Linked DNA regions of Homo sapiens: regions 1 and 2 are each linked to region 3. Evidence: chromatin loops called from intact Hi-C (ENCODE). Cell type or tissue: Caco-2. All regions are shown on one strand. Links, peaks and the distances in the headings refer to the core of each region. The heading gives the core; the rest is flanking DNA. Region 1 has its middle 32 kb from the start of SETMAR. Region 2 has its middle 200 kb from the start of LRRN1. Region 3 has its middle 200 kb from the start of LRRN1.

Region 1 (10,813 bases), core at 1,205-9,204, 670 kb after region 3:
TATCCTCTTTTATCTCATTGAGCAGTGGTTTGTAGTTCTCCTTGAAGAGGTCCTTCACATCCCTTGTAAGTTGGATTCCTAGGTATTTTATTCTCTTTGAAGCAATTGTGAATGGGAGTTCACTCATGATTTGGCTGTTTGTCTTATTGGTGTATAAGAATGCTTGTGATTTTTGTACATTGACTTTGTATCCTGAGACTTTGCTGAAGTTGCTTATCAGCTTAAGGAGATTTTGGGCTGAGACAATGGGGTTTTCTAGATATACAATCATGTCATCTGCAAACAGGGACAATTGGACTTCCTCTTTTCCTAATTGAATACCCTTTATTTCCTTCTCCTGCCTAATTGCCCTGGCCAGAACTTCCAACACTATGTTGAATAGGAGTGGTGAGAGAGGGCATCCCTGTCTTGTGCCAGTTTTCAAAGGGAATGCTTCCAGTTTTTGCCCATTCAGTATGATATTGGCTGTGGGTTTGTCATAGATAGCTCTTATTATTTTGAGATACGTCCCATCAATACCTAATTTATTGAGAGTTTTTAGCATGAAGGGTTGTTGAATTTTGTCAAAGGCCTTTTCTGCATCTGTTGAGATAATCATGTGGTTTTTGTCTTTGGTTCTGTTTATATGCTGGATTACATTTATTGATTTGTGCATATTGAACCAGCCTTGCATCCCAGGGATGAAGCCCACTTGATCATGGTGGATAAGCTTTTTGATGTGCTGCTGGATTCAGTTTGCCAGTATTTTATTGAGGATTTCTGCATCAATGTTCATCAAGGATATTGGTCTAAAATTCTCTTTTTTGGTTGTGTCTCTGCCCGGCTTTGGTATCAGAATGATGCTGGCCTCATAAAATGAGTTAGGGAGGTTTCCCTCTTTTTCTATTGATTGGAGTAGTTTCAGAAGGAATGGTACCAGTTCCTCCCTGTACCTCTGGTAGAATTCGGCTGTGAATCCATCTGGTCCTGGACTCTATTTGGTTGGTAAAGTATTGATTATTACCGCAATTTCAGCTCCTGTTATTGGTCTATTCAGAGATTCAACTTCTTCCTGGTTTAGTCTTGGGAGAGTGTATGTGTCGAGGAATTTATCCATTTCTTCTAGATTTTCTAGTTTATTTGCATAGAGGTGTTTGTAGTATTCTCTGATGGTAGTTTGTATTTCTGTGGGATCGGTGGTGGGCGAAGGACATGAACAGACACTTCTCAAAAGAAGACATTTATGCAGCCAAAAAACACATGAAAAAATGCTCACCATAACTGGCCATCAGAGAAATGCAAATCAAAACCACAATGAGATATCATCTCACACCAGTTAGAATGGCAATCATTAAAAAGTCAGGAAACAACAGGTGCTGGAGAGGATGTGGAGAAATAGGAACACTTTTACACTGTTGGTGGGACTGTAAACTAGTTCAACCATTGTGGAAGTCAGTGTGGCGATTCCTCAGGGATCTAGAACTAGAAATACCATTTGACCCAGCCATCCCATTACTGGGTATATACCCAAAGGACTATAAATCATGCTGCTATAAAGACACATGCACACGTATGTTTATTGTGGCACTATTCACAATAGCAAAGACTTGGAACCAACCCAAATGTCCAACAATGATAGACTGGATTAAGAAAATGTGGTACATATACAACATGGAATACTATGCAGCCATAAAAAATGATGAGTTCATGTTCTTTGTAGGGACATGGATGAAATTGGAAATCATCATTCTCAGTAAACTATGTCAAGAACAAAAAACCAAACACCGCATATTCTCACTCACAGGTGGGAACTGAACAATGGGAACACATGGACACAGGAGGGGGAACATCACACTCTGGGGACTGTTGTGGGGTTGGGGGAGAGGGGAGGGATAGCATTGGGAGATATACCTAATGCTAGATGACGAGGCGGGGAGGGATAGCATTGGGAGATATACCTAATGCTAGATGACAAGTTAGTGGGTGCAGCGCACCAGCATGTCACATGTATACATATGTAACTAACCTGCACATTGTGCACATGTAGCCTAAAACTTAAAGTATAATAAAAAAAGAAAAAATAATAATAAAACCCCGCAATTTGCTTTTACATAGTAAAATAAAATGTTTTTCTTTTTTTTTTTTTTTTTTCAGATCAATGTTTAATGATAGGTTTACACAGTTGTGTGATAGCTTCTGTTGGCACAGGAAACACTACTACATACTCAGAAACATACTTCTATTACTTCCCATGATCACAATAGCAACCAGGTTTAATATTACTTCCCCTGTTTACATACACAGAAACTCAGATTAAAAAAAAAATCTATCCAGTGCTAAGTAGCCAATAAATGGCAAAGACTGAACTTGAACCCGTATCTAATTAACTTTAAATCATGTGCATTTTCTACTCAACCACTCTCCACTTAGCTACTTAATGCATTCTTCTAGTTAATTTTAGCATCACAGGACAGAAAAAAAATACCTTTAAAAAAGACATTTAGAGTGAATGTGTGTGTGTGTGCGTGTGTGTATATATACATATATATATGCTTTCACTTAAGTTGCAAATCATAGCATGCTCCGGTAGTATAAGGAAACTGTTCATAGGTCTAAAATATGGTCTTAAACATATTTTTAAGTGTTAATTTTTAAAGTAACTTTTTAACCATACAGAAAGGGAAGTGAACATACCTCTGGAAACACCACCCAGATCAGTGATGATCCTTGCCTCATACTGCTGTACAGCAAAAATAATCACTGCCATAGATGTGTTTTGGCTGTCTTTTGATCTTTATACACACAGAATCATTTTTTTATTATACTTTAAGTTTTAGGGTACATGTGCACAATGTGCAGGTTAGTTACATATGTATACATGTGCCATGTTGCTGTGCTGCACCCATTAACTCGTCATTTAACATGTTAATGCTATCCCTCCCCACTCCCCCCATCCCAAAGAATGAAAGAATTACAGGATTGTATCTCAGAAATGTTTGCGCTTCATAATTCACTATTAGCAACACAAACTTACCAAAGGCCTATAATAGCATTCCAATTTTTTAAACCTTAAATTCAGAAATACAATTTTAATCCAGAGCTAGTCATGAATCATAATTAAAGCGTGTTTAGCAGATACATGCAAATATCAAACAATCTTAACCAAAGTGCCATATTCCAAATTACTTGGTATTTGCAGAAGATAAGGCAGCACTACAGGACAGAGGAGAGTTAACAAAGACCAGAAGCGGGGGAAAGAAAGAATGAATGGGTGAGTTGTTATCCTGATAATCAAAAATTCACATTTCCCAAAACCCAACAGTCCAAAGGCAAGACAGGCCAATTCCTTAAGTGGAATAATATTGGAAGCCATGAAGCTCACAATGGCACTTCCATTCAACTACTAATGCACAAAATTCTACCAGAAATGCATCCCTCTGAGGATCTGGCCCTATTAAATTCTCATCCTTCTCTGGACAGACTAGAAAATGTAGGGTATACAATACAAGCTGCTCTTAGCTACCTGCACTCTGTGTAAGGACAGTCTACAAGAGGGAACTTTTTGAAGGTGAAGAGCTGATGATGAAGTAATGATACCATGTATTAAGTGACTTATGTCCTAAGCTTTTTACAGCTACCATCTCATTTAGTCCCCACAGAAGTACTACAAATAAGGTATTTTTAATCACATTTTATGTATAAGAAAGCCAAGGCCCAGAAGAGGTAGGTCATTTACCCACGGTTCAGGAGGAACAAACGAAGAAACTGGGGTCAGAGCCGGACTATCAGGGAAACTAAATTGATGATACACTGATGCTGAGTCAATGACCTTGGGCTCCTTATAAAGGAGCCTCAGTATTGAAATAATTAAGCACTGAAGTAAGCACTGAAGTAATACTGACTATAGGTGATAAAGTGGTCCCAGGTCTCCATCTGCAAGAAAACAAACAGGGAGATCAAGAGAGGGAAAGTCTCTTCCTTCTTCTCTCTTCCTTTCCCTTCCCTTATTTTCACTTCTCTTCTCTCTTTGCTCTCTCTCTCTTTCTCTCTCTCTCTCTCTCACACACATACACGCACACACACACCACCCACTTAAATTCAAAGGATACAGGTAAATAGAAAGCTTAAATCATTTAATAAGCAATGAATTTATAATTACAACTCCTAATTCTTAAGGATTCTGCCATAACAAGGGTATATATTTACAGAGACAAAAGGAATTGAGTGTAAGGGGAACTTCAATTTATGGGAAGAAGAAGGTCGTCAAAAAATAGCATTAAACTTTGCCTCAGATTTCAACAAAGGATACCAGCATGTGGGGTGCTCCCTAAGTATAACTGGTATTAAAAATTAATCAGGTCTGGAATGGGATATTTCCTGGCTTTGCCAAGCAAAAAAGTTAGGTAATTTAATATTGATATTAACAAAGATGAAGGGAATGGTTATTTGGTTTTCACTTTGTTAGGAACTTCCCTAAAGGGCTTGGTATTCTTAAATAGCATTTCACCCAGGAGAAGAGTTTTAGAGACCACAAAGTGAAACCAAATCATGTAAAACGGAAACTGGTCAATTAGCTCTGACTGCAGTATGCTATTTGTGAAGGCAACAAAGAGAAAACACTTAAGTCTGAATACTTACATGTCTCACAAACGTTTGTTAATGGTAGTATTAGAAATAACTGAAACGCAAAGGATAAAAACTAAGTCCTAGAATACATCAAACTCAAAGTCACTGAAAGTGCTATAGTCAGTCTGATCGATTGTGCTAATACCCACCACCAATCACATTTCATCAGGATCTCAACAGTGATTTTCTTTATGAGGAAAAGTTTTTAACTCCTGAAAAACTAGAAATAACCAAAGTCCTAAAATACAAGAAAAGGAGCAAGGTATAATAAAAAGGCATTTGACCAAATTTCAGACTTGTTTCTCCTTGGTGTTCTTGGGCCAACCACTCCATGTCTTATGCACCATATATTTTTACCTACCAAATAAGGAGGTCAAGCCAGATAAACTCTGGAGTCTAACATTCTCTGATTTCATGAGGTATCCTTGACTGAATGTTTAAAAATCTACTCTATTCAAATGTTTTATACTATCTATAGATAGATAGATAGATAGATAGATAGATAGATAGATAGATAGATAGATAGATACAGAGAGGATCTCAACATTGCCCAGGCTGGAATGCAGTGGCGTGATGGCATCTCACTGCAGTCTTGAAATCCCAGGCTCAAGTGATTCTCCCGCCTCAGTCTCCCAAGTAGCTGGGACTCCAGGAGCATGCCAGCATGCCCAGCTAATTAATTTTATTTTGTAGAGACAGGGGTCTCACTCTGTTGCCCAGGCTACTCTCAAACTCCTAGCCTCAAGCTATCCTCCTACCTTGGTCTCCCAAAGTGCTGGGATTACAAGAATGAGCCAACCTGGTCTATGCCATCAATTTAAACATTAATTAAAAACTAAAATCATAGCTTGTGCTCAGAAGTGTCCCTAAAAAGGAGTTCCTCGGAATTCTGCTTCTCTTAGAGCACGCAAATGAAGACTATTCCTACATAGCCTCTGGTTGATGTAAGATAAGCCAAGAAAAAATATTTTTTCTTAAGAACAAAGTGCTGGGAATCTCTGTCATAATTAAATTCTTCTTTATCTCACTACATGACTGCCCTCTCTTGGTAGATACTGAGATAACAGAAGCTGATTTCCTGACCCGGACTGGAATTTGGCTTCAGGTTTCAAGAAAATATTCTTGATTCTTGCCAGTAGGGAAATCTACTTAATAAGGCAAGTGTAAATGTAATCTGTAATATTTAAAAGATAGCGATTTGTTGTTTTCAAGGTTGGTTTCCTGAGAGATGAACAATACTGTGCAGGAAACATTAGGAAAAGCTCGGGATCAACCCTTTCTCTGGCGGACTGGAGGAAAACGCAGAGGCTGGGCTGTAATGTGGTTCCAACAAGGGCTTTAATCGACCCGACAGAGAATTCTGAAACTGGCTGGACCTTCGGAATTGTTCTGAGTTGGGACAAGAAGACTAGGCCTTCACATCCTCACATCAACCAGCCGTTGGATACAGGCTGTCCATGGCCCTGGACAAGGAGCTATGACCCTGAGCAAGGTGACTCTTCCTCTAAGAACAGTTTCTGACGGGGGCTGACACAAGGAAACTATCAGGTAGCAGCAGACCTGGAAGCGGGAGGAGCAGACCTTTCAGACCTGAGGGAGAACCTGGGTGTGGCATCACAGTGTCTGCTACATAATTATTCTATACTGCCGTTAATAACTGTTTCTTAAAAAACACAGTGGCAAAAAGTGTAACTAATCTTGCAATGATTACAAAAATCAAAGGTAATAAATATACGAAATGATGCAGCCACGGTGGAAAGCAATTTGGCAGTTTCTTTAAAAATTAAATTTACCATATGGGCCAAGTACTGTGGCTCATACTTGTAATCCCAGCACTGTGGGAGCCCAAAGTAGGAGGATCACTTGAGGCCAGGAGTTTGAGACCAACCTGGGCAATATAGCCAGACAGCATCTCTACAGAAAAGTTTAAAAATTAGCGAGGCATCGTGTTACGCACCTGTAGTCCTGGCTACACAGGAGGCCAAGGCAGGAGGAATTCGAGGCTACTGTGAGCTATGATCATGCCACTGCAACTCCAGCCTGGGTGACAGAGTGAGGCTCTGTCTCCAAAATATATACATATATATAAATATATATACACACATATATATATACATATATATATACACACACATATATATATATATAGAATTTACCATATGGTCCAGTAATTCCACTCCTAGATGGAAGAGAAGTAAAAACATGTTTGTCCACACAAACACATACACAGGAATGTTCATAATAGCATTTTTCATAATGGGCAAAAAATGGAAACATTCCAAGTTCTATCAATTTGTGAATGGACAAACAAAATGTGTTATGCCTATAGAATGAAATAGTATTTGGCAATAAAAAGGAACAAAGTACTGATACATGCTACAACATGAATGAACTTCAAAATATGCTTTAAAACCCTAAAGCAACAGACTACATATTATATGATTCCATTTATATGAAATGTCTAGAAAAATATCTATAGAAACAGAAAGTAGATCAACGACTGCCTGAGGCTGAAGGCGGAAACAGAGGATGACTGAAAATGTCATGAGCAATCTTTGGAGATCATAGAAATGTTCCAACATTGAATTGTGATGGCACCACTCTGTGAATGTACTAAAAATCTTTTAACTATATACTTAAAATGAGTAAATTTTACATTAAGTAAATTATACTCAATAAAGCAGAAAGAAGGAAGGGAGGGAGGATACGGGAGGGAGGATACGGGAGGGAGGATACGGGAGGGAGGATACGGGAGGGAGGATACGGGAGGGGAGGATACGGGAGGGGAGGATACGGGAGGGGAGGGCATGGGAGGGGAGGGCATGGGAGGGGAGGGCATGGCAAGGGAGGGCATGGGAAGGCAGGGCAGGTCATGATGTTCCTGGTGGCCGACTCTGATCAGTGTTGTTTCTTTTTTTTAATCTAAACATAGGATATGGGGTTAAAATAATAGCCTAGTCTGCATCTGTCAGAATACGTCATATCAGCAGGTCCCTGGACCTCAATGTTTAGCATCTAAATTCACTTTGGGGAAAACTCAATATAAACAGGGCCCATAAACAGTATGATAGTTACCTCCCTAAAGCAGCTGGTAGGAGACTGCCCAGTCATACTAAAAACAAACAAACAAACAAACCACTCTAAGATATACACTTTCAATGTATGTCTAAAATCTCCATCTTCATCAGTCTGACAAAACTATTCTTCCTCCCTTCTACACATATACCTAGGCTTAATAATAATACCATGTTTGACCAACTTCCCTTTTCAAGATTGCCCTTGATGTTCACTTTTACCCAATTTCACCAAGAAACTAAATTTGTAGGGGGCAAAGGGAGAAGTGAGGATGGGGAGGGAAAAGACCTAGGTATCTAAGCTCTACTGAAAGCATACTATATTCGGCACTGTACTTGTTATATATTATGTCACTTAGTCTAACTACAATTCTGTGGAGGGACATTATTCTTATTTAATGAATAAGAAAGCAGAGGCTAAGAGGATTAAGCCATTCATCTGAAATCAGCCAGGATGGTAATAAGATAAACATAGGTAAGACTATATAAACAAGATAATACAAAAATATCAGACTACTTTGCAATTGTCTTTTTGGAGTTAGGCAGCCAGACTCTGCCCCTATGAATAGGGATAGGTTTTCCCCTGAAAAAACTGAATATCCCACTGTAAAACATCCTGGGAAGAAGTTTTTCCTGCAGCTGAAAATGAATCTCTGGAAATAAAAAGCTTCTCTCTGGTCACCCTGCTTAGGAGACGAAAATTCATAAAAATCTAGACTGACAGAAAAAACTAGACCAGGTAATAGGAAGCTGGTCTGGAATCACAGGTTGAATTCTGCAGAAGCAGCTGTCAAGACAGTGTTTAGGGTCAAAATATTTATTACGGAATAACACCAATGAAAGGAGGGTCAAGGAAGCAGAACTGGACAAAGGAAAAAGTCCAAATGTCAAACAGGCCTGATGAAGCCCTGATCACACCAGAGGGCATCTCCAGAGCAAGCATTACCCATCAGAAGTGTTCTGTGATGCATCTCCGTGTCTCCCAAACCTAGGAACAGACCCTAGGGTTGGTCTGGGTTTTTGAGCAGTTGAAAATTAGCCTCCAGACTGTACATTCTTTTCTTTATAGTCTGCCCTTGGTTGCGCTATGAGAAATTAGAAAAAGACCTGATCGTGGTAGAATAATAGAAGCAAGAAATGAAGTAGTTAGAACGACTTCAGCTCTAAACACAGTTTTAGTTTGTTGAAATAATATGTATTGTCTCATATACAATATGAGATGTTCACAGGCAGAGAAATTGCAGAGTTGGCATGATTGGGGCACCACTTCCCTCTGTGATATGGGTTCTCTCCTCTGTGTTGGCTTCATCCTTAGGATGGCAGTAAAATGGACTACTTCCAGATATAACATTCAACAGGGCAATGTCAAGAGGCAGAAGAGGGATGGTCTCTTCTGGTGCATTCTTCATAAGACCAAGAAAACCTTTCCCAGAACTCCCCACCTCCATCCCAGCAGACCTTCCCTCACATCTTATTTGTCAGAACAAGACACATGTCACTCCTAAACCAATCACTGGTGATCCCTTTGGAATAGTCAACACCAGCTTAGTCTATTCAGGACCTATCTGCTGTAACTGGGGATGAGGCCAACTTCTCCCAAAGTACTTAGCTCTGGGGAGAAGAGATGGATGTTTGGACAAAATCAGAATTCTCTCGGGAAGAAGACAAAAGCAAAAAGTTAGTTGAGTAGGTAACCTACAATGTTCTCTACATAAGGACACTATTGCTGAAGTCAGTAAATGTCACTTAGCCAAGCAACTATGGTACAAGCGTCAGAACTAGCAGAAGCACGAGCTTTAGAACAGTAGCAGAAAATAATCATATTGGCCTGTTTCTGCTCACATACTAGAATCCTAAGAAAACCTGGATCATTAAAAAATATTTTTTTAACTCCTAGAAGGCTAATTTCCCAAATCAGTTTCATTTCTCTGTAGTTCTGGTTAACCTATCCATAAGAAATAAAATACTCAAGCCCTGATCTGTGTGGTTCCAAGTTCATGAGTTCAAGCACAAGACATTAATTTTTCTCAGATTCCATCTTCCCTGGGGAAATTTATTGTCCAGAAATCCACCCCCATGGCCCAGCATCATTCTCTGATAAGAGATTTGAAGGGATATTTTACAGGGGACAACAGGCATGATTAACTGCTGTGGGAATGGACAGATAATAATATTTATTGCATTTCCTAAAACTGAGGCTATAAGGCAGCACATTATGAATATGCATGTTGATTTAAATGAAGAAATAGCCTAAAAAGACATAATATGTTTAACTGATTTCTCAAAATGCTTTGTTATATTCAAAATATAACTATCTTTTACTATGACAAAGTACAAGTTTTGAGCGTAATTAAAAATCAGCAGAATATTCCAATACTCTGTTGTAGAAGTAGCCTTGTTTCCATTAAAAGAAGAAATTATTTCTTTGAAAATCATTTGTACCACCAGCTCCACCACTCATTGGATGGTGGTCTTAAGTTCTTGGGGTCTCCTCATTCCTTCCTTTATAAAATGCACATGATTTATCAGTTCCTTCTCAACCCCACAATTTATTATTGCAAGATATAATTGATTCCAGGAATCAGTCATATTGTGCCATATCATAAATTTTCTATGGTTCTTGGGAACAACAAGCTACGGTATTTCTTTTTGTTTTCCTGTTTTCCAAATATGGCTTCATAGGCTTTATGCCTGTAATGTATGTCTTTCTTTAGTGGCTTTTTATTTTCTAGGTAAATTCCCATACTGTGCATTTTATTATTAGTCATTTAAACCATAATTTTGTAAAATACAGCAATGTTTAAAAACCTTGACAAAATAAGTATATAGATCTGGACACAATAATCTCCCACTGTCTTAAATAAGTTCACACTTTCAGCCTTCAGGATGTTCTGAGGGAAGATGGGGATGGTGGAAAGGAAAGAAAGATGAGGTAAAATATCAAACACATCATTTTAGATCTGGAAGACTTTGGAGATAATCTAATCCAGTGGTTCCCAAACCTTGTTAGGCAGTCTATTATACGCGGAACCTGCTTAATAAACTATCCTCCTCACTCCCAATCCCCCAATCCCTAAACAAACTGAACGTCTGTATTTTTATCAAGTTCATCAGGTATTCTGAAGCACAGGCAG
Region 2 (10,813 bases), core at 1,016-9,015, 390 kb after region 3:
ATATGGACTCCTGCCTTAGATCATTGATTCTCAGATGGGATGGTTCTGCCCCAGTAGAATGTTTCAGAAACTCTTGATGATATATTTGGTTGTCATAACAGTAACATCTGCCTCCTTCTACAGCATCACCCCATGTTTACTGGCATTTAGAGTGTGGGGGCCAGAGAAAATAGACATCCCACAATGAATGCACTGTGTAATCCACCCAAGGATTAGTTGTACTGTGTTCTCGAACACTCACACAGATGGAAAACCTCTCTGTTAGTATCTGAGCCTAGAAGCTAACTGTTTCACACATAATCTCAAAGTACTTTTTGCAGCAAGTTTTAATATGCAACTAATTTTCCAGGACAGTCTCTAGCCTGTAAATCATGGGGAGGAAACTTTACCAAAAATTGTTCACCACCCTGAAAATCACTTCACCAACACTATAATGACATTCTTGCTACTTGAGTGACAAGTACAAAGCTCCTGTAACGGTCTGCATTTGCAGTTTCCATTCTTCATGTAGCTACAAGCATCTGACTACTTTATTATGTCTTTTAGTGTAACCAAGCTCAAGCCCTTAGGTATTAACTACATATTATGTTACTTTTAATTATTTTACACTTTTAAACCTTTATATAAAAATTAGGGCATTATATTAATTTATTTTCTATATGAAATTAAGTATGTAGAGATATTGTATTACCTACAAGTTATATTATCTGTGAGAGTAAGAAGGGCACTACAAAATGTCTGTTGGGAAGAGGGGATATTAGGTCTGATAGGTTTAAGCTCAGTATTAGTATTTATTGAGAATAAAGTGAATATTCTCAATAAACCCTGTAGATACCAGCCATACCCTTTCATGGCTTCGCCCTTACAGCTGCATCAGTTCCTGCACTTCAGCTCCCAACAAGGCATCCTCCAGGCCAAGGATGTCTCAGGATGCCTTGCAGTCAAATCTATCCATTGGCAGATGCCATCCTACAATTCAAAAATAAAACCTAAAAATTATTTGTGTAATTCATTTGAATTAAAAGCATGACTCTTAGCAATAATAGCATAAAGAGATTGGCTATTACTTTTAAAACCTATATTTCAATAATGCTTTCACATATATTGATTTCATTTGATATTCACAACAACACGATGAGATGACAGAGAAGACTGTGCATTTCTTTTTTTTAAATTATACTTTAAGTTCTGGGATACATGTGCAGAACGTGCAGGTTTGTTACATAGGTACACACGTGCCATGGTGGTTTGCTGCACCCATCAACCCATCATTTTCATTAGGTACTTCTGCTAATGCTATCCCTCCCCTAGCCCCCAACCCCCGACAGGCCCCAGTGTGTAATGTTCCCTTCCCTGTATCCATGTGTTCTCATAGTTCAGCTCCCACTTATGAGTGAGAACTTGTGGTGTTTGGTTTTCTGTTCCTGTGTTAGTTTGCTGCGAATGATGGTTTCCAGCTTCATCCATGTCCCTGCAAAGGACATGAACTCATCCTTTTTCATGGCTGCATAGTATTCCATGGTATATATAATGCCACATTTTCTTTATCCAGTCTATCATTGATGGGCATTTGGGTTGGTTCCAAGTCTTTGCTATTGTGAACAGTGCTGCAGTAAACATACATGTGCATGTGTCTTTACAGTAGAATGATTTATAAGCCTTTGGGTATATTCCCAGTAATGGGATTGCTGGGTCAAATGGTATTTCTGGTTCTAGATCCTTGAGGAATTGCCACATTGTCCTCCACAATGGTTGAACTAATTGACACTCCCACCAACAGTGTAAAAGTGCTCCTATTTCTCTACATCCTCTCCAGTATCTGTTGTTTCCTGACTTTTTAATGATCACCATTGCAACTGGCATGAGATGGTATCTCATTATGGTTTTGATTTGCATTTCTCTAATGACCAGTGATGATGAGCTTTTTTTCATGTATTTGTTGGCCACATAAATGTCTTCTTTTGAGAAGTGTCTGTTCATATCCTTCACCCACTTTTTGATGGGGTTGTTTTTTTCTTGTAAATTTCTTTAAGTTCCTTGTAGATTCTGGATATTAGCCCTTTGTCAGATGGATAGATTGCTTCCACCATTCTGTAGGTTGCCTGTTCACTCTGATGATATTTTCTTTTGCTGTGCAGAAGCTCTTTAGTTTAATTAGATCCCATTTATCAATTATGGCTTTTGTTGCCATTGCTTTTGGTGTTTTAGTCATGAAGTCTTTGCGAATGCCTATGTCCTGAATGGTATTGCCTAGGTTTTCTTCTAGAGTTTTTATGGTTTTATGTGTTACATTTAAGTCTTTAATCCATCTTGAGCTAATTTTTGTATAAGGTGTAAGGAAGGGGTCCAGTTTCAGTTTTCTGCATATGGCTAACCAGTTTTCCCAACACCATTTATTAAATAGGGATTCCTTTCCTCATTGCTTGTTTTGTCAGGTTTATCAAAGATCAGATGGTTGTAGATGTGCGGTGTTATTTCTGAGGCCTCTGTTCTGTTCCATCAGCCTATAAATCTGTTTTGGTATCAGTACCATGCTGTTTTGGTTACTGTAGTCTTGTAGTATAGTTTGAAGCCAGAAAGCGTGATGCCTTCAGCTTTGTTCCTTTTGCTTAGGATTGTTTGGCTATAGGAGCTCTGTTTTGGTTCCATGTGAAATTTAAAGTAGTTTTTTTATAATTCTGTGAGTAAAGTCAATGGTAGCTTGATAGGGATAGCACTGAATCTATAAATTACTTTGGGCAGTATGGCCATTTTCACAATATTGATTCTTCCTATCCATGAGCATGGAATGTTTTTCCATTTGTTTGTATCCTCTCTTATTTCCTTGAGCAGTGGTTTGTAGTTCTCCTTGAAGAGGTCCTTCACATCCCTTGTAAGTTGTATTCCTAGGTATTTTATTCTTTTTGTAGCAATTGTAAATGGGAGTTCACTCATGATTTGGCTTCCTTTTTGTCTATTATTTGTATATAGGAATGCTTGTGATTTTGCACATTGATTTTGCATCTTGAGACTTTGCTGAAGTTGCTTATCAGCTTAAGGAGATTTGAGGCCGAGATGATGGGGTTTTCTAAATATACAATCATGTCATCTGCAAACAGAGGCAATTTGACTTCTTCTCTTCCTATATGAATACCCTTTCCTTCTCTTGCCTGATTGCCCTGGCCAGAACTTCCAATACTATGTTGAATAGGAGTGGTGAGAGAGGGCATCCTTGTCTCATGCCGGTTTTCAAAGGGAATGCTTCCAGCTTTTGCCCATTCAGTGTGATATTGGCTTTGGGTTTTTCATAAATAGCTTTTATTACTTTGAGATACGTTCCATCAATACCTTTAACATCACACTGTCAACATTAGACAGATCAATGAGACAGAAAATGTACAAGGATATTCAGGATTTGAACTCTGTTCAGGACCAAGCAGACCTTATAGACATCTACAGAACTCTCCACCCCAAATCAACAGAATATACATTCTTCTCAGCACCATTTTGCACTTATTCTAAAATTGACCTCATAATTGGAAGTAAAACATTCCTCAGCAAATGCAAAAGAACGGAATTCATAACAAACAGTCTCTCAGACCACAATGCAACAATCAAATTAGAACTCAGGATTAAGAAACTCACTCAAAACCACACAACTACATGGAAACTGAACAACCTGCTCCTGAATGACTACTGGATAAATAACAAAATTAAAGTAGAAATAAATAAGTTATTTGAAACCAATGAGAACAAAGACACAACATACCAGAATCTCTGGGACACAGCTAAAGCAGTGTTTAGAGGGAAATTTATAGCACTAAATGCCCACAGGAGAAAGCAGGGAAGATCTAAAATCGACACCCTAACATCACAATTAAAAGAACTACAAAAGCAAGGGCAAACAAATTCAAAAGCTAGCAGAAGACAAGAAATAACTAACATCAGAGTAGAACTGAAGGAGATAGAGATACACACAAAAAAAAAAAACCTTCAAAAAATCAATGAATCCAGCAGCTGGCTTTTTGAAAAGATTAACAAAATAGATAGATGGCTAGCCAGACTAATAAAGAAGAAAAGAGAGAAGAATTGAATAGACACAATAAAAAATGATAAAGGGGATATCACCACTGATCCCACAGAAATGCAAACTACCATCAGAGAATACTATTAACACCTCTACACAAATAAACTAGAAAATCTAGAAGAAATGGATAAATTCCTGGACACATACACCCTCCCAATACTAAACCAGGAAGAAGTCAAATCCCTGAATAGAACAATAACAAGTTCTGAAATTGAGGCAATAATTAATAGCCTACCAACCAAAAAAAGCCTGACCAGACAGATTCACAGCCAGATTCTACTAGAGGTACAAAGAGGAGCTGGTACCGTTCCTTCTGAAACTATTCCGAAGAATAGAGTAAGAGGGACTCCTCCTTAACTCATTTTATGAGGTCAGCATCATCCTGATACCAAAACCTAGCAGAGACAAAACAAAAAAAGAGAATTTTAGGCCAATATCCCTGATGAACGTTGATGTGAAAATACTCAATAAAATGCTGGCAAACCGAATCCAGCAGCACATCAAAAAGCTTCTCCACCACAGTCAAGTCGGCTTCATCCCTGGGATGCAATCCGTCACATAAACAGAATCAATGACAAAAACCACATCTCAATAGATATAGAAAAGGCCTTCGATAAAATTCAACACCACTTCATGCTAAAAACTCTCAATTGTGTATTTCTGTATCTGTTTTAAAAAAGAATCTTGAGGCTCTGAGATTCTGATCAGCTCAGTCACAGAGCTAGCAAGAGAGCTGGGATTAGAGTCTACACCTTCAGAAGCCAAAAGCTGTGATATTTTCACCTACATAACACTGCCTCTAAAGTGAGACAAGTAACAACAGGAAGAAAAGAACAACAGAAAGAACAAAATTAAAAGGATCAATATGAAATGCTGAAACATGTAAATACTAACAGGGTAATGGTAATTTCTGAAAGCCTAAAGAGGAAAATTCCACACCACAATCCAAGAGATCTGATTAAGCAGGCTATTTTGTCATGTGAACATACTCTTCTATGGCAACCCACCACAGCTCACATCTTTGCACCCATTGTATAGAATGCCTGTGGGCACACACAAATGGCTCGCAAAGACGACACTTAAAAATAGCTGTGCTGCCCTCTACTGTTGAAAAAAGAGCAAGCATGAAAACGGCAATCAGATTTGCTACTTGTGTGTCTTAAGCTGATAAGTGAACAGCAGCAGAGTGCTACAAACACCATTTCATTATTATCAGTCAGTGGTTCAGTAGTAACTTTAGCATTGAAATAAATATTTTGACATTAATGAGATCAAACAGTTTATTTGGCTTAATAAAGACAATATCATAATTGTTTATTGTTGGTGCTATCCTTGTTAGTTGGATTGTCTGCTTAAGACTAGCTGAATAGACATGAATATTCAGTACTTAAAGCTTGTTTTCAGATTCTTGTAATGTCAGGGCTAAATAAAACTTAAAGGTCACATAGAGGTAAATGGATGTTTTACATATGACAACTCTGATCCATAGGCAGCAGCTGCCTGGAGAAATGTGTAAATAAGGATTTTGAGACTCTGTTCAAGCTCAGTGACAAAGAAGATTACAATTGATTAGTAATGTCTTCCAAGTAAGAGAAAGTGAGATAATGCTATACGTGCAACATCCATCTGTCCATGGGCTAAATTAGACTGCCATCCCTAGGCTCGTCTGATCACTTTACAGATAAGGAAATCAAGGCCCACTGAGACGAAATTGCTTGTTAAAGATCTCATTGCTGGCCAGGCGCGGTGGCTCACGCCTGTAATCCCAGCACTTTGGGAGGCCGAGGCGGGTGGATCATGAGGTCAGGAGATCGAGACCATCCTGGCTAACAAGGTGAAACCCCGTCTCTACTAAAAATACAAAAAATTAGCCGGGCGCGGTGGCGGGCGCCTGTAGTCCCAGCTACTGGGGAGGCTGAGGCAGGAGAATGGCGTGAACCCGGGAAGCGGAGCTTGCAGTGAGCCGAGATTGCGCCACTGCAGTCCGCAGTCCGGCCTGGGCGACAGAGCGAGACTCCATCCCAAAAAGAAAAAAAAAAAAAAAAAAAGATCTCATTGCTGCTGGAAATTAGCCTGGGTCAATCCTATTACTGGGTATATACCCAGAGGGATATAAAGCACTCTACCATATAGACACATGCACACAAATGTTCACTGTGGCACTGTTCACAATAGCAAAGACATGAAATCAATCTAAATGCCCATCAGTGACAGATTGGATAAAGAAATTGTGGTACATATACACCATGGAATACTATACAGCCATAAAAAATGAAATCTTGTCTTTTGCAGGAACATGGATGGAGCTGGAGGCTATTATCCTCAGCAAATGAATGCAGGAACAAAAAACCAAATACTGCATATTCTCACTTATAAGTGGGAGCTAAATGATAAGAACTTATGAACACAAAGAAGGAAACATCAGACACTGGGGTCTAGTTGAGTGGGAAAGGTGGGAGGAGGGAGAGGAGCAGAAAAGATAATTATTGGGTACTGGGTTTAATTCCTGGGTGATGAAATAATCTGTATAATAAACCCCCATAACATGACTTTACCTATGTAACAAACCTTCACATGTACCCCGAACCTAAGATGAAAGTTTTAAAAAAAATACCTGTAATGTGAAAACCCTTTACTAGTGGGATTAATATTGTTTGGGCAATTATCATCACTGTACAAGTGGCTGTTAATAGCATTTTCCACTTGCTCTGTGCTGGGCACTGTACTATATTCTTTACCAACTATTATCTTATTTAATTATCAAAGGCTCTTTGGCGTTGGATATTATTACCCTTGTTTTTTTGTTTTGTCTTGTTTTTTTCCTAAAAAAAAGAAAGAAATTAAGCTGGATCAAGAATTCAAGCATCCTGTATTCTGGAACATTCTTCTTGCCATTAGATATAAGTTTCTTAGCTAGGCCTCCAGGAATGGAGGACAAGACATTTCAGCCCAAACTTTATAAAGTAACAAGTGATGTTCATTCTCAATACAGCTTTAAGATAATTCTTTACTGTCACCAAGGCACATATTTTCTTCTTTACATAGACCAAAAGCCTTTGCGAAAGATAGGGCACAGGCAAAGCCTTTTCATCTTACAATTGATCTTTTTGATGATTTGTTCATAAAGAAATAGAATTTCCCATTGTGGAGTCATTTCCATGGTTACCTATTGATTTCCTATAGGAAGCATGCTGTTTACACGGCCATCAGGTCTTTATTGTGGAGGGTAAATCACCCTCTGAGTTTTCACTTTATCTGCAACCTGAGGCATGTAAAAATGAGCTCTGCAAAATTACCAGAACAAGATAAATAAATGATTCATGTGAATTGGTTTTGCATGAATAAGTGATTAATCCTCTCTTTCAACTTTGCTATGAGAGAATGCAGAATTAATGTAATTCTATGCAAACAGAATCCACTTTTCTGAATTCTGACCTAATTGTTGGTATTTGTGAGGCAAAATACATGTAAAATTTCCTGTAGTTTTTAAAAAACTAATGATACTGCTACTGAAAATCAGGAACCAAACTTCTCTTTATAAACCTTAACTGCAGATGCACACGGATGAGATTGTGATTTACCCTAAAAGTTCCTTCAAAGCATCTTGTAATTTGGCATTCCAAAGGTATATGACCTTAGTGTTCCAAAATAGGACTTAGAATTGCTCACCAAATAGCCTAGTCTTTAAACCAGAGTCCATGTGGCAGCCTTAGCAGCCTGAATTAATTAGGCTCTTGGAAGAAACACACCTAGGACTCTGGAGTTTTCACATAATGAGAAATCAGTAGACCATTCAATAAATCAGTAGAACACTCAACCCAAGAAAACATCCACAAAAATAAAATCCCTTTAATTGGGGACATAAAATAACAATTCTATTCTATGAAGATGTGTCTCAGCGTTACGCTAGAAGTTTAGGTCTCTTTCTCCAAGAGTATTTCACCTGTAGTCAGGAACTTTAAACATAAACCCAGACCAACCAAGTGATTCTATAAAAGTCACAAAATAAGAATACTAGGAAGAGGAGATAATCTTGGACTGGAAGATAAGCAGAGAAGGCTTCTTGGTTTGTGCAAAATTGTGGCTTTTGCCATTACTTTCAATGGCAAAATAAATTTTGGCAAAACTTTTTGTTAGGAGACTTGCAGAAGCAGTGAGATTTGAATAGATACAAATAGAAAATTATAGTAGCTAACCAGTTAGCGAGCATTTACCATAGGACAGACGCTCTGCCAAACCCTTTATACTCTATCTTATCTTCATAACTATCCAATGAGGTGAGTAAGTTATTATTCTCTTTTTTATAGGTTAGATCGATGAGATTAGGCCAGGCGTGGTGGCTCATGCCTGTAATCCCAGCATTTTGGGAGGCCGAGATGAGCGGATCTCCTGAGGTTGGGAATTCGAGACCAGCCTGACCAACATGGAGAAACCCCGTCTCTACTAAAAATACAAAATTAGCCTGGCATGGTGGCGCATGCCTGTAATCCCAGCTACTTGGGAGGATGAGGCAGGAGAATTGCTTGAACCCGTGAGGCAAGGATTACGATGAGCTGAGATCACACCATTGTACTCCAGCCTGCGCAACAAGAGCAAAACTTTGTCACAAAAAAAAAAAAAAAAAAAAAAAAAAAAAGGCTGAGGTGTTAAACAACTAGTGTGACAGGGCTAGTTCCAATGATTCCAATACATACTGTCTCCTAAGTCTACAATCATAACTAAACCATTTCAGTCAGAGGGAAATAGGGAATATAGTGGCAAGGAAGCAAATCACATAGCAAGAGGGTGACAGAGGTTAAATCACTACATCAACAGAGAGTGGTGTAGTAAAGGGAGGAAGGGCTGGGAAAACTGCATGAGGGTGGATTACAGAGAGCTCTGAATGCCATTCTTGGTAGGATAAAATGTGAGAACTGAACCCCAACTGAGAAGGTGCCAATTAATTCAGGTGGCACTGACCTGTGAGGCTGAGGAGGTCTTAATCACCAGAACACTAAATGCTCATTATCCAACCTTTTAATTAGCAAAGAAACTACCCTGTCTGGAAAAGTTTTCAGCAAAGAACTAAGATTTGATCATGCTGTTAAAGAAAAAAAAAGAAAAGAAAAAAACAATCCTCTGATCTCTCCCAGGCAACAAATCTTGTATTTCAGATGTATGTTTTCATATCTTCCAGGTCCCAATTGGAGAGAAAATGAGGAAAAGGAGGAACAGATGGGACTAAAAGCAGAAGGCACCTGATGAAAGAGAAAAAGCAAGGCTGGGGGAAGGGTGTTTAGAGAAGGACTGGGAGAACAAAAGCAAAGAATCTGAAATGTAAGGTTATCTCCTCTGCTGAACTACACACACAAAGTTGTTCTATTTACTGCTTTGCAATATTGAGTGACTCTATCAAGTACTGGTGGCGATCGGTGCCTAGGAATAATCACATGGATCTCTCAATAGAAAGCTCACTTTACAGAATCAGGTCACTAATAAGGGCCTGGGGCATGTATATCACCATGTAGGTGTGAAAATGCAGGACAGGGTCAGGCTATGCCAACATCTTTGTACATGTGAAAAATGAAACCCAAGAAGGTCAACAGAAAGGGCATTGGCCTGGGAATCAGAAAGGTAGTCCTTTCCCTGAAAGAGGATAAATGTATTTTCCCAAGGTGACAAGGTAAGTAGTAGAGTGCCTACATTTTGTTTCTTGCCTCTTAGGAGAGCATGCTTTCTTCCGTTCCCATGAACTTCAGAATGAGCCACATCTTTACTCAAAGCCTCCTCTGCTATTTATATGTGTGACCTTAGGTAAGTTATTATCCTCTTTACCATACAGAAAAATAAAACAAGTTCTTTGCTTTCAAACAGCTAAATTAAATCAGGCACAGGTAGGTAGGCAAGGTCCAACAGGAGGAGTTGGTGTTAAGTGATTCAACTTTGTTCCCAGCACCAGGCTCATATTATAATTATCACTAAGAGTAGAATTTACCACTTCAGTAGAGGAAAGGCTCCCCATGCTTTTCCATAGCTTCCAAAGTTGGTTTGATGATTATGGGGGAAGAGAAGGAAATTGGGACAACACCTTCGATACTAGACAGTATTTATCAGTCACTCAGAGCTGTCCACCGTGCTTACAGCTTGGTGGATATTATTTCATTCAATCCCCCAGTAATCCTTTAGATTATTATTTCAATTGTACACATGAGAAAATTGAACTTCAGAAAAATTAAGGGACTTGCCCAAATCCCACTAGATTTAGCACCAGGCTCCAAGCTAATAGCAAACTAGAGAGCTCTTATGGGAACAACCATATTACTGCAGCTTTCCCAGTGTAGTTGTCATGACCAACTCAGGGTTCTCCAGTCCAAACAAGGAGGTCGTGCTAATCCATTCATACATCTTAACTCCCGGAAATCATTTCCATTCCCCATGGAGCAAAATTTTGGAAAGCAGATTCAACAAATTTTGCAAGGTACTGGGGGCAATGTGGCTATTATACAGAAATAAAAGACAACTTTCCTGTCCTCCAAGAACTTATAGTTTGGCACGAAAGTGGTAAGTAAACAGACAACAGCAAGTTAGACATCTTCTTCAGAGATTATATTTGAGCAGTGCAGATGTACAAAGAAAGGGGAAGAAAGTGAACAGGGAGGGAGACATTGAGGAAAAGCTGTGGTGGGAGGGAGAGAAGGAAGGAGGGAGGGAGGCAAGAAGGAAGGAAGGAGCGAGGAAGGGAGGGGAGGGGAGGGAGGGAGGGAGGGA
Region 3 (10,813 bases), core at 1,430-9,429:
TGTTTTAGGAGAATTTTTTAAATGCTCCAATTGATTTGTTAAACTACTTAGCCGGTCTCAGTCTAGGGCAGGGGTCAGCAACTTATAAAAGCTGGCTTGGGATCTGTTTTTATAAGGCCCAGAAGCTAACAGTGGTTTTCACATTAGTAAAGAGTTGTAAAAACAAAAACTAAGATAACAACAACAAAAAACGATTGAGCAACAGAGACCTAAAACATTTACTATCTGGCCCTTTATAAATAATCTTTACGTACACCGCCCTAGGAAATTAACCTTTAAAAAATTAAATCCATGTGTCCTGAGTGCATAAAGTACAATTTTTTTAAAATGGGGGTTGGGGGGTGGGGAGGATGGACAGAAGGAAGGGACAAGCCTGGCTTCCAAAATGTAGTGGGTGATATAACAAGAGAAAGGACCCTACGGACTGCGCAGAATAATTTTCTAGCATCTTCCCTATAACAGCTCATCAAGTATTCTCTCATTCAGAGTAAATGTCTCCAGTTCCATCACCTTTCCTCATAAGTGTCTGAGTCTCCTCGACACCATGGTCCCTTGTCTCCAAGTTGTTCCAGTTGGTCTACATACCTCTCAAACTATGGTGTCCAGGCTAGCTGTTACTCTACTCGTACCTGAGGGATGCCAAGCGCAAAGGGCCTTCCTCTCCTGTCTCCCCAGGTCAGAGGACACAAACCAGCCAGCGACATGCCAAATCACACACAGGGCTTTTGTTAAGTCTACCCAATGTTTTAAAATACAGTTGACCCTTGAATAATGTGGGGGTTAGGGGCTTTGAGCCCTGTGCAGTTGAAATTCGCTTATTACTTTTGACTCTCTCAAAACTTAACTACAAATAGCCAGTGTTGACCAGAGGCCTTTCCAATAACATAAACAGTCAGTTAACACTTATTTTGTATGTTTTATGTATTACATACTGTATTCTTACAATAAAGTTAGCTATAGAAAAGAAAATGTGATTAAGAAATCATAAGGAAGAGAAAATACATTTACACTACTGTACTGTATTTGTTAATCCCAGGAGTTTATATCATCTGTTTACAAGATGAATTGTCTGTCTGAAATGGTGGACAGCCACAGCTGCAAACCTCAATCTATTGTACATTTCAAGCAATTAAACATTTTCTCATAATGTCATGACTTTTCTCTGCCTCTTGCATCTGTTTCCAGTATCACTAGTGGCCTTTTGTGTGAATCCCATTGTGTTATTCAAGGCTTATGGTTTGCACTAAACACGATGAAAGATATGGGATAACCAAGGGAGATCATTTTTTACTGCGATATGAAATGTACTGGAGAGAGAGACTGCTCACATTGAGATGATCTGCATCACATGGCTCACCACTATAGCAACAGGAGTGGCTACAAAATTATGACAGTAGTAGAGTGTGTACTACAGTTAACTTTATGCCTTGTAATTTAATACTGCATCTTTGCATCTTTAATATGTTTATATTTCTTTCAACTGAAAATGGCACTACACATGATCTGTGTTTGTGCGAATACGTTTTGATAAATTTTAAGTTTTATAATAGATTTGTGCATATTTTATGGTATTAAATGATAAAACATACTAGTACATACATATATTTTATCCATTCATGACATACCTAACATTTCCCTAACTTTTTCCATATTTCTAGACTATGCAGTTCATCTGGGCGAGGTTTTTCAAATTGTTGCAAATCTCCAAAAACTTTCCCAATGTATTTATTGAAAAAAAATCCACATATAAATGGACGCATGCAGTTGAAACCCATGTTTTTCAAGGGTCAACAGCATAGGAAAAGAACACACTAAAGTCCAGCCTTTCAGTTTTCCTGGAGGAAAGAACATATGGAAATATCTGAAAACTTCAGTTCTGCCTCCTCCCATGACACAAGGAGCCAAAGCTGAGTAGTGGCTACTCCATTTGACCAGGCACAGCTCCCTATTTTGCCATAGTTCTCACCGCTTCCTAGTGTTGTCACCGAGCCTATCTCACTCATTAGCACTTCCTGCCTGGTCCCTAAGGCATTTGCATCTGTAGCCTATTTTACTCATTAGCCCATGACCTATTTCTAGAAACATTTGTTTATATATCTACCTATATATTTTGAAATCATTTAATAGCAGAGAATAGGCCTTAAAGAAATTCTAAATTGGTATGAACTTGTGATAGAGAAAAAGCTCAGGGAAAGATCCAGAACCTGCTTGCCTTGGTAGTTCGGACTGACCTCAGTGACAGGGGCTCTGCACAACGGGGGTTGGGGTGTGTTGGGAATGCTTGGGACTAGAAACAAAAAGGGGGCAGTGTTTGAGGATGGAGCCAAGGGGAAAGAGCCCAGGATGAGAAGACAGAATCCCTGGGTTCTAGTGCTCACTCTTCCACTTAATCTACTTTGTGTTATTTGGTCGACTGCTTAGCCTCTCTGGGCAACAGCCAGCTCTTCTACAATCTGCAGCGAGGTAGCACCCGCCTTGGCCTCCTTGGTTTGTGAATGCCCAGTAAAATCAAGTCATAAGGGCAGAAACACTGTAACATTTATGAAGTACAACGTATAAGTAAGGTATCATTACTCCCGAGCTTTCTAATTTGGCCTAAGGCTGACCTGGTGGAAACAAATCAAAAGCACAAACAAAACAACAGGAAAATCAAACACAAACCCCATAAAAAGAAAGAGCTAAGTTCCTCTAGGACTAAGACACATCCATCTTTTCCACTGTAAACTGCGTGCTGTTAAAAGGCACAGATGGACCCAGCATGAACTGCTAAAGATGGATAAGGATGGCCTCATGTTTACCAAATTTCAGACCAACTAGGCTTTTTGGCTCAAGACACCAGCCTTGTGGACACAGAGAGTCAAAGGTGAGGCGTGGCTTAGTTTGAGATGATCTGGCCACCACTGAGATCAGCAGGGCTCCCATGCGATATTCAGAAAGGGCTCTTCACTTTAACCTCAGTTTTAACTCTCCCTGCTCAAAGTTCTCCAGCCTCCCAACTCCCACATGAACAAATTCTACAACAATTCTCTACCTGCCCCTCCCAGACACTCCAAGGAATTCTGTGTTGTTCAGAACAATGGCTGCATTCACACTTTCTGGAAGCCTGGTGTCAAGGACAGACACATCCACATGAACACTGCTTGCCACATTCCCTGGAGGAAGCCAAGGATGAGCTGTGTCATGTTGCTGCAAAAGAAGAAAAGAAACTTTGGAAAATGGAAGCAGCAGAAAATATTCCTACTGGGGACTATTTGAGCTCAATATCTATCCCAAAGTCATGAATTTCAGTGTGGATAGCAATTTAGAGATTTTTTTTTCCTGGCTGTAATTTTCATTTGATAATTTTCCAACATCTAAATCATTGTTCACGTTAGAATAACTGATGATAGTTAAGCCCGTTCTTTTCCCGTGTATTTGATCTCAGAACTAAGGTTTGAATGGGAGCACCACATTGTAGTTGAAAAGCTGTTCTCGCACTAGTTCTGCAATCTATATTGAAAGAGTTCTTTGCAGAAGAAGGGAAGTTAAAGGAGGGTCGATTTGGACTCTCAGTACAGAAGAATGGCTCACAGCTGTCAAAGCTGACAAAGGATGGACTTTATGCTTCAAAACACCGTGCTCAAGAAGAGCAAGACAAATTTTTGCACTGGGGGATCTAAGAGAAAATCAAACATCAGTAGGGTGATGGACTAGAATCTAGATGACCTTCCAGGTTCCTTCCAACTCTTTTGTGCCAATGTTTTCTGTTTGGGCCAAGAATAACAGTATTGTCCAAGAGCTGGTTTGTACGACTAGAGGCAAGGCATGCACAACCAGCAAGAAGTGCCTGCAGTGTGATTTGTAGAGTGATGCTGAGGTTCTCTGCCCCAAACTAACATTCCCACCACTCGGGCAGAGTAACATTGAAAATTACATTTAAGAAAATGCCAGGTTTGGATTGCATATTTTAACAGAAGTGTGGAGACTGTTACTGTTAAAAAAAAATTTAAGTCTATATTCGGCCAGAGTAAAGAGAAACTGAATCAACTTTCTCTAGCCAAAATAGAAAGCCTTAATAAAAAGGAGAGATGGTAGGGATAAGGATAACGATAATAGTTTAGTAGAGAACCTGTTATATGCGAACACTATACCAGGTGTATTACATAAATTATGTCATTTAAACTTCACTATTACACCCTCCTACCCCCATTTTAAAGATAAATAAACCACATCTCAGATAAGCTAAGCCACATGCCCAAAGAATGGGTGGCAGGTGCGTAATTTCAACAAGTACTCTGTGACTCTTGCCAAGAAGCTTCATTTGTAAGAACAAGAAAGGAGAGGCCAGTTCTGAGATGGTAGCAGAGGAGGTTGGTGGGAACACTAGAAGTGTGGTGCTGGGGAAGAGAAATCTCGTTATCTCAAACAACTTGGAGCAAGCCCAGAGCCCTCCTGGACATCCATGCTTGGGAGAAGTTGGAGTAATCAACCCATACAGTACTCCCATTTGGGGATTTTGTTTTCAGAATTAATCTCTACCTCCTTCTACCCTCCTGACTGGGAATCTACAAGCTGTGGAAGTCTGAAGAGGAAACCAAGTGGCTCCTGCAGAAGTTTAGGGGAGCCTGCCTTAACACAAAGGATCCAATGCAAGTCAGTTTACACTGTGACCACAGCCTCTCTCAAATGGGGGGGCATTAAGAATGTAAAGGAAGGAACAGATTTGAGACCCTGTGGAGGAAGGAGTGGCAGGTCGGCTGTCTGGTAGCAGATTAGACAACAGGGCAGGAAAGAAATCAAAGTCAAAATGGTCTCCAAAGTAGACTTGTCGCTGCTTCTGGGCAGAAGCTGTGCTCCCGGGTCAGTGAGGACAGAACTCCTAGCACAGTGCATGAAGACAGATTTCAAGTGTTTGAGCATGAATAATTGGGAGATATTTGGTAACATGGAATGAAGAGTTATGGCAATTAATTTGATGGAGGCCAAAAGAGAGGGGAAAGATGGTAATTCTGTTTAAGACATGACTGAGGCCAGGCGTGGTGGCTCACGTCTGTAGTCCCAGAACTTCGGGAGGCCAAGGTAGGCAGGTTGCTTGAGACCAGGAGTTCGAGACCAGCCTGGGAAAAATTGCAAAGTCCCCTTTTTACCAAAAAAAAAAAAAAAAAAAATTAGCCAGGTGTGATGGCATATGCCGGTAGTCCCACTACTCAGGCGGCTGAGGTGGGAGGGTCCCTTGAGCCTGAGAGGTTGAGGCTGCAGTGAGCTATGACTACACCACTGCACTCCAGCCTGGGCGACAGAGTGAGAACCTGTCTCAAAAATAAAATAAAATAAAAAATAAATAAATAAAAAATAAAAGCATGACTGAGTTTTTGGTGTATTGATAAATAAAATTCAAATAAGCCCTAACATTTTTATTCTAAAAGAGAACATACGTAAATGCCCTGAAGGGATTCTCTCCCCTCTGACATTCAATGAGTCATTGCCAATTAACTCCCTGGACACTTAAACTCATGCCGCAAATGACTTCAACTTTTTTGATGACCGCACTAGACCATATTATTTCCTTCAGTACATATTTCTATCCAGGATTCATTCAACAAATATTCATGGTGCATGGCCCAAAAGTGTTCAGGATGATCCAGATGTTGAGACTAACCTCAGGAAGCTAAGAACCTAATGGAGTGACGAGTCAGGTCCATGAATGACCAGAAATTATATTCAGAATTTTTAACAAATGTAAGGCATGGGCACTGACCAATCAGAATGGATTTCTCTATAGAACTGCATTAGGGTGTTGGAGGACCCCTGGCATTCCAGGCATTACTCTTTCAGTTGTTGGATCATAGGGAGATTCAATGGGGCTGGGAGTGGGGCCAGGGTTCTGGGTCACTCAGGGTGTTTAGGAAAGAGACTATTTACTAATTGATTCAATTTTACAGTCACTGGTACATCAGAATTAGTATATACTTGTTGATTATCAACCCTATAGGAGATATTACAGAGGCAAGAAATCTATCAGTTAGCTATAACTACCTAACAAACTCCCCTAAAGCACTGTGACTTTAAATAATGGCTATCAATTACTATGTTTCATGGGTGACAAATGAGTCAACTGATCTTGACTGGATCCATTCATGTGTCTTAGCCAACTGGGACCTCTACTCTGAGTGGAGCTTGACTGAGAACACCTTACCTCCACATGTCTCTCTTTCTCCTCTGGGACCAGTGACATAGTCCAGGTACATACTACTCATAGTGGTAGCACAGGTGCAAGAGGGAGCCCAATCACGTAAGTGCTTTTCCAAGTCTCAGCTTGCATTCTGTCTGCTAAATCTCATTGGCCAGAGCAAGTCATATGACCGAATAATTCAGAATCAAGGAGTGGGGCAATATCCTCCACCTTCTGATAGGAGGAGCTGCAGTCTCATGGAAAAGTTAATGGATACAGGAAGGGCTCAGGAATGCAGTCTATCACAGCGCCTCTCTCTCTCTCTCTCTCTCTCTCTCTCTCTCTCACACACACACACACACACATATACATACACACACACACATACACATACTCTTGCTCTCTCTCTCATCTGTTTAGTGTCCATTTCTACTTCTGAAAAGAGCACCTTAACTCTCCCTTAGGGAACAATACCTCCTCTGCTTTTGGTCCAAGGATTGTTGACTCTATCTCCCAGATCCCAAGAGTGGAGTATGGTTCAGCTCTCCACAATCACAGCATTCTATTCATTTTGGCCATGGTCATTAGTTCAGCAATAGGCATGTGACCCAAGTCAAGCTGATGGAATTAAATTCTAGGAGTTTTGTTGGAGTTATTAGGAAAGAAAAGTCTCTTTCTAAGGAAGTTGTTGAGAGGCTAAAACATAAGCCTATAGCTTCTGATAGCTATCGTGTTACAACGAGAGGAAACCTTGAGAATGTATCAGTTCAGAGGAAAACAGTGAGAGATTGAGCACATAAAACTGAATAAATAATGCTGATATCTTTTGATCCCCTGACTCCAACTGTGCCTGAACCATCACTCCTAAGATTTTCAGTTGTATGTGGCAATACCTCTACCCCCGACTTTTGTTTTTAACTAAATCAGTTTGAATTAGATTGGAGAGAGAGAAAACTAACTGTTAAGAAAACTAAATGAGAGAATTATTTTGGCCAGAAGGATTAAGGTAGGTTATTTAGAGAAGTTGTCATTTGAGCTAACCACTGTCTTGTTTAATGTCTCAGCATTTTTTGTTTTGTTCTGTTTTGTTTTTAATGCCTAAGAAACCCTTTCAATTCTTCATTCCCTGGGAAAGATAATTTACATGAAAAAGTACAGCAACAGCTGACACGCTTTGAAAAATGAGTTGTTGGCCACCTCTTTCATTTCTACTTGGCAAGTTTTAGGATGAAAATGAGATCTTTCCAGACAACACCCTAGTTAATTTTCCAGTTGGTCTAACACTGTATTTAAGAAACTTGCCTCCTAAGAGATTAGTTGGGCCCCACTGCGTTAGCGTGGCAATGTAACCCAATTGCTAAGCAGTTAATCTATTCATTATGTATATTTTCATTCTCAATTTTTTTTTTCTGAGAACCAACTGAAGCATGAGGGATAACATGGCTTTCTTAAGCAATTGCTTTCAAGTCCTGATGAAGAAATTTCCAAGCATAGATTTCAGCACAGTCTTTCTCAAAGTGGTCAAAGTCAGCTAGAAGGTTATATCTATAGGTGCCTTCTCTATAAGATACTCCTTCTCCCAAACAGAATTCATATTTCAATCAAGGTGACTCACACTTGGTCTTCTTTACATTTAGATGTCTCTCCATACACTCCATGCCTTTCTGAAATATCCTCTAGGACTGAAAATGTAATGCATTAAATAAAATCTCCAGAGACGTTCATATATCATCCCAACTGTTCCACTCAGATGGGTAATATTGACTATTCCAACTGTTTGTGCTGACGCTAATGTTAGAGACTAAAGAAATATCAAGGAGGAATATCTGTACAAATTTGCAAATGCTCATGGAACAACCACGGTAACAATTCCCACAGAAACATTAATATCCTAAGCTAACAGACGGAAAAAGAAATAAGCATGAACACAGTCCTATGGCCTCTCATTGCCCATTTTGAGACACCAAAGCATAAATTCATGCGTGTGTGTGTGTGTGTGTGTGTTTGTGTATCCAAACCAAGTATAAAATTAAACAATTACCAGGAAACCTCATTATTGTGGAAGGCCAAGCCCGTACTCATCAGCCACAAATTGTAGTCCTCAAGTCTCAATGTCTTGTTGATTACCTTCACATCACCTTCACATGCACTCCCACACCCCAAACACTCTGCTCAATCTTGGCGCTTTATCTGTTCACCAAATTCTTCAGAGCACAGGCAGGCACAGGTGCTTATGTTCTGGGCAGCCCCTTTTCATGTTTGTGATAATGTTGCCAATTTGAGAAATCAGTCATCATTTGGCTAGAGAAACTGTTTTGGAATGTTTCAGCTAAAGTTGGATTCACTTTTCTTGCAATTACGCTCAGAAGATAAAATGACACTGCAAAATGCCACCCGACAAGTCCCCTACCCAGTTTTCCCCACGTTCCTGCTCAGATGCAGGAGGAAGACTGATTACAGCAAGGGAAGGAAGAGCATCCTTCCACACTCCCCATTTCACCTTCCATCCTTGTTTATTTTTTTTTCTTTCTTTTTTTCATTTCCCAGCATCAGGCCATGCTCTGTGCCAGGTGGAAGAGGACGCAGGGGTGAGCAAAACAGACACAGACCTTTCAATTCTGTAATATTCACACTCATGAATGCAAAACTGAAAATGTAGAAAGACGGTTGAAGGAAAAAGGTTCTAGGGAAGTATGTAGCCAAGAAACCTGCCTCAGTGATAGGTCTGGGAAGGCTTCCCTGAGGAAGCCACTATTGAGCTGAGATCTGAAGAAAGAATAGGAGTCAACCAAGAGCATTCAGAATGTAAGTACAAGAGGCACTACTGCCCTTTAGAGGGAGGAAAATTGGCAAATTCAGGACATAAGAGAAACCCAGTGTGGCTGGAAAGCAGAGAGCAAAGAGTGTACTGTGTAGGACCCTGTTGATCAGAGAAAGAATTTTAAGGGGCCTCTGGAGAGAAGAATTGTTGAGTTAAGGTAATGCTAGGCAGGCAGCAGCAAGTTATCCAAAAGTTTTCAACTAGTTGGCCTGATAGGGCCATATGGGATGATATGATATTGAAAGAATTTTGTATCGATTGGTAAATCATTGCTTCAGTAACCCTGGGACTTCTCCTCAGTGCCCCTGCTACCTAACCTTCTGGAATATTCCAGTTATCCTTATGATCTAGCAACTAAAGGTAATAATGGCTAGCACACTGGAAACCCTCTGTGACAACCTTCTAGTACCAGGGTGGTTGGTACCCAGACCTTACCACTTATTAAATGTTATGAATATAAGTCCTGCTGTGCCTGCAACAGTGCCCAAAAAGTCAGAAACACTCAATGGGCATTTGTTGCATGAACTGAATAGAATCACGTCCTAATTCACTAGAGACCCAAAATGAACAGAATCTTCACACAACTTCAGCAGCCTCAGGAAGCCAAGGTCAAAAGGCAGACAGCCTGGGATTGCTATGAAATACAGGAAATTATTTAATGGGAAATGAGGGATGATAAGGCCAAAGCTGAAGTCTCACAGAAGCTGAGTTGCAGTGCTAGTGAGTCCTTGTCTTCTTTTTAAGATGGATGCTTAGTTTTTCTGTTCAATTCTGTTTGATGGGTGACCCCTCCCAAGCTTGAAGGGAACATATTCCCAGCTGGATAAAATCAGCCACTGGAATTCTATACTTTCCATATCCATATTAAATGCACAGATTTCACATTGGACTCTACAATAACATTAACTGTGTAATTTGAATGTATTAATCTTCAAAGAGAAAATAAAGGTAGCACTTTAAAAAAACTGTAAGCTTTAAGAAGCAAAAACAAAAAATGTATATTGATATTTTCTACAACAGGGGTCCCCAGTTCCTGGGCCACGGACCAGTACTGGTCTGTGGCCTGTTAGAAACCAGGCCACATAGCAGGAGGTGAGCACTGAACAAGCAAAGCTTCATCTGTATTTACGGCCACTCCCAATCTCTCACATTACCACCTGAGCTCCACCTCCTGTCAGAACAGCAGCAGCATTAGACATTCATAAGAGTGCAAAGTGTATTGTAAACTGCACGTGCGAGGGGTCTAGGTTGCATGCTTCTTATGAGAATCTAATGCTTGATGATCTGTCACTGTCTCCCATCACCACCAGACGAGTCCATCTAGCTGGAGGAAAACAAGCTCAGGGCTCCCACTGATTCTACATTATGGTGAGTTGTATAATCATTTCATTAAATATTACAATATAACAATAATAAAAATAAAGTGCACAATAAATGTAATGCACTTGAAGCATCCTGAAACCATCCCCCTCCCCAGGTCTGTGGAAAAATTGTCTTTCACGAAACTGGTCCCTGCTGCCGAAATATCTGGGGACTGCGGTTCTACAACATCTATGGAGTTTCTGTTACAAAGTGCAACATGTTTGCTTTAAAGAATTTGGAAGAAGATAAGAAAAAAAAATTGTCTATAATGCCACTAACCAAGAACAGACACAATTATTTTATGTATTGTTAATAGTCTATTTTTTGTATATAATTTGGTACCATTTAAAAAATATTTTTTCTAAATTTAACTAGCTCTTGATTTGAGAGGGTTTTTTCTTTTGTTATTATTGCTGCTCTCTTATTTCTCCACTCAGTGCCTTTTAGGGGTTGAGGGAGAATGACAGACTATTGACATG

Evidence for each region. A loop is a pair of places that touch in the nucleus more often than their neighbours do. Peaks named below come from ENCODE experiments on the same cell type or tissue, not always from the same donor. Only the 100,000 strongest peaks of a DNase experiment are listed, where the experiment ranks them.
Region 1: a loop joins it to region 3, with 4 times the contacts of the local background. A loop is called at or near these places in 2 of 110 quality-filtered maps.
Region 2: a loop joins it to region 3, with 17 times the contacts of the local background. A loop is called at or near these places in 3 of 110 quality-filtered maps.

The regions. Positions count from the first base shown.
Region 1 is chr3:4,266,388-4,277,200 of GRCh38, forward strand. It overlaps a transcript of SUMF1 not described here. Among named protein-coding and RNA genes, the nearest start is that of SETMAR, 32 kb to the right of the region's middle. In Caco-2, for the core only: CTCF peaks have their summits at 5,616 (motif pointing left) and 5,816; no DNase peak of the experiment used is centred there.
Region 2 is chr3:3,993,187-4,003,999 of GRCh38, forward strand. No RefSeq gene overlaps it. Among named protein-coding and RNA genes, the nearest start is that of LRRN1, 200 kb to the left of the region's middle. In Caco-2, for the core only: a CTCF peak has its summit at 5,158 (motif pointing left); a DNase peak (open chromatin) is centred at 5,165.
Region 3 is chr3:3,598,050-3,608,862 of GRCh38, forward strand. No RefSeq gene overlaps it. Among named protein-coding and RNA genes, the nearest start is that of LRRN1, 200 kb to the right of the region's middle. In Caco-2, for the core only: no CTCF peak of the experiment used is centred there; a DNase peak (open chromatin) is centred at 6,362.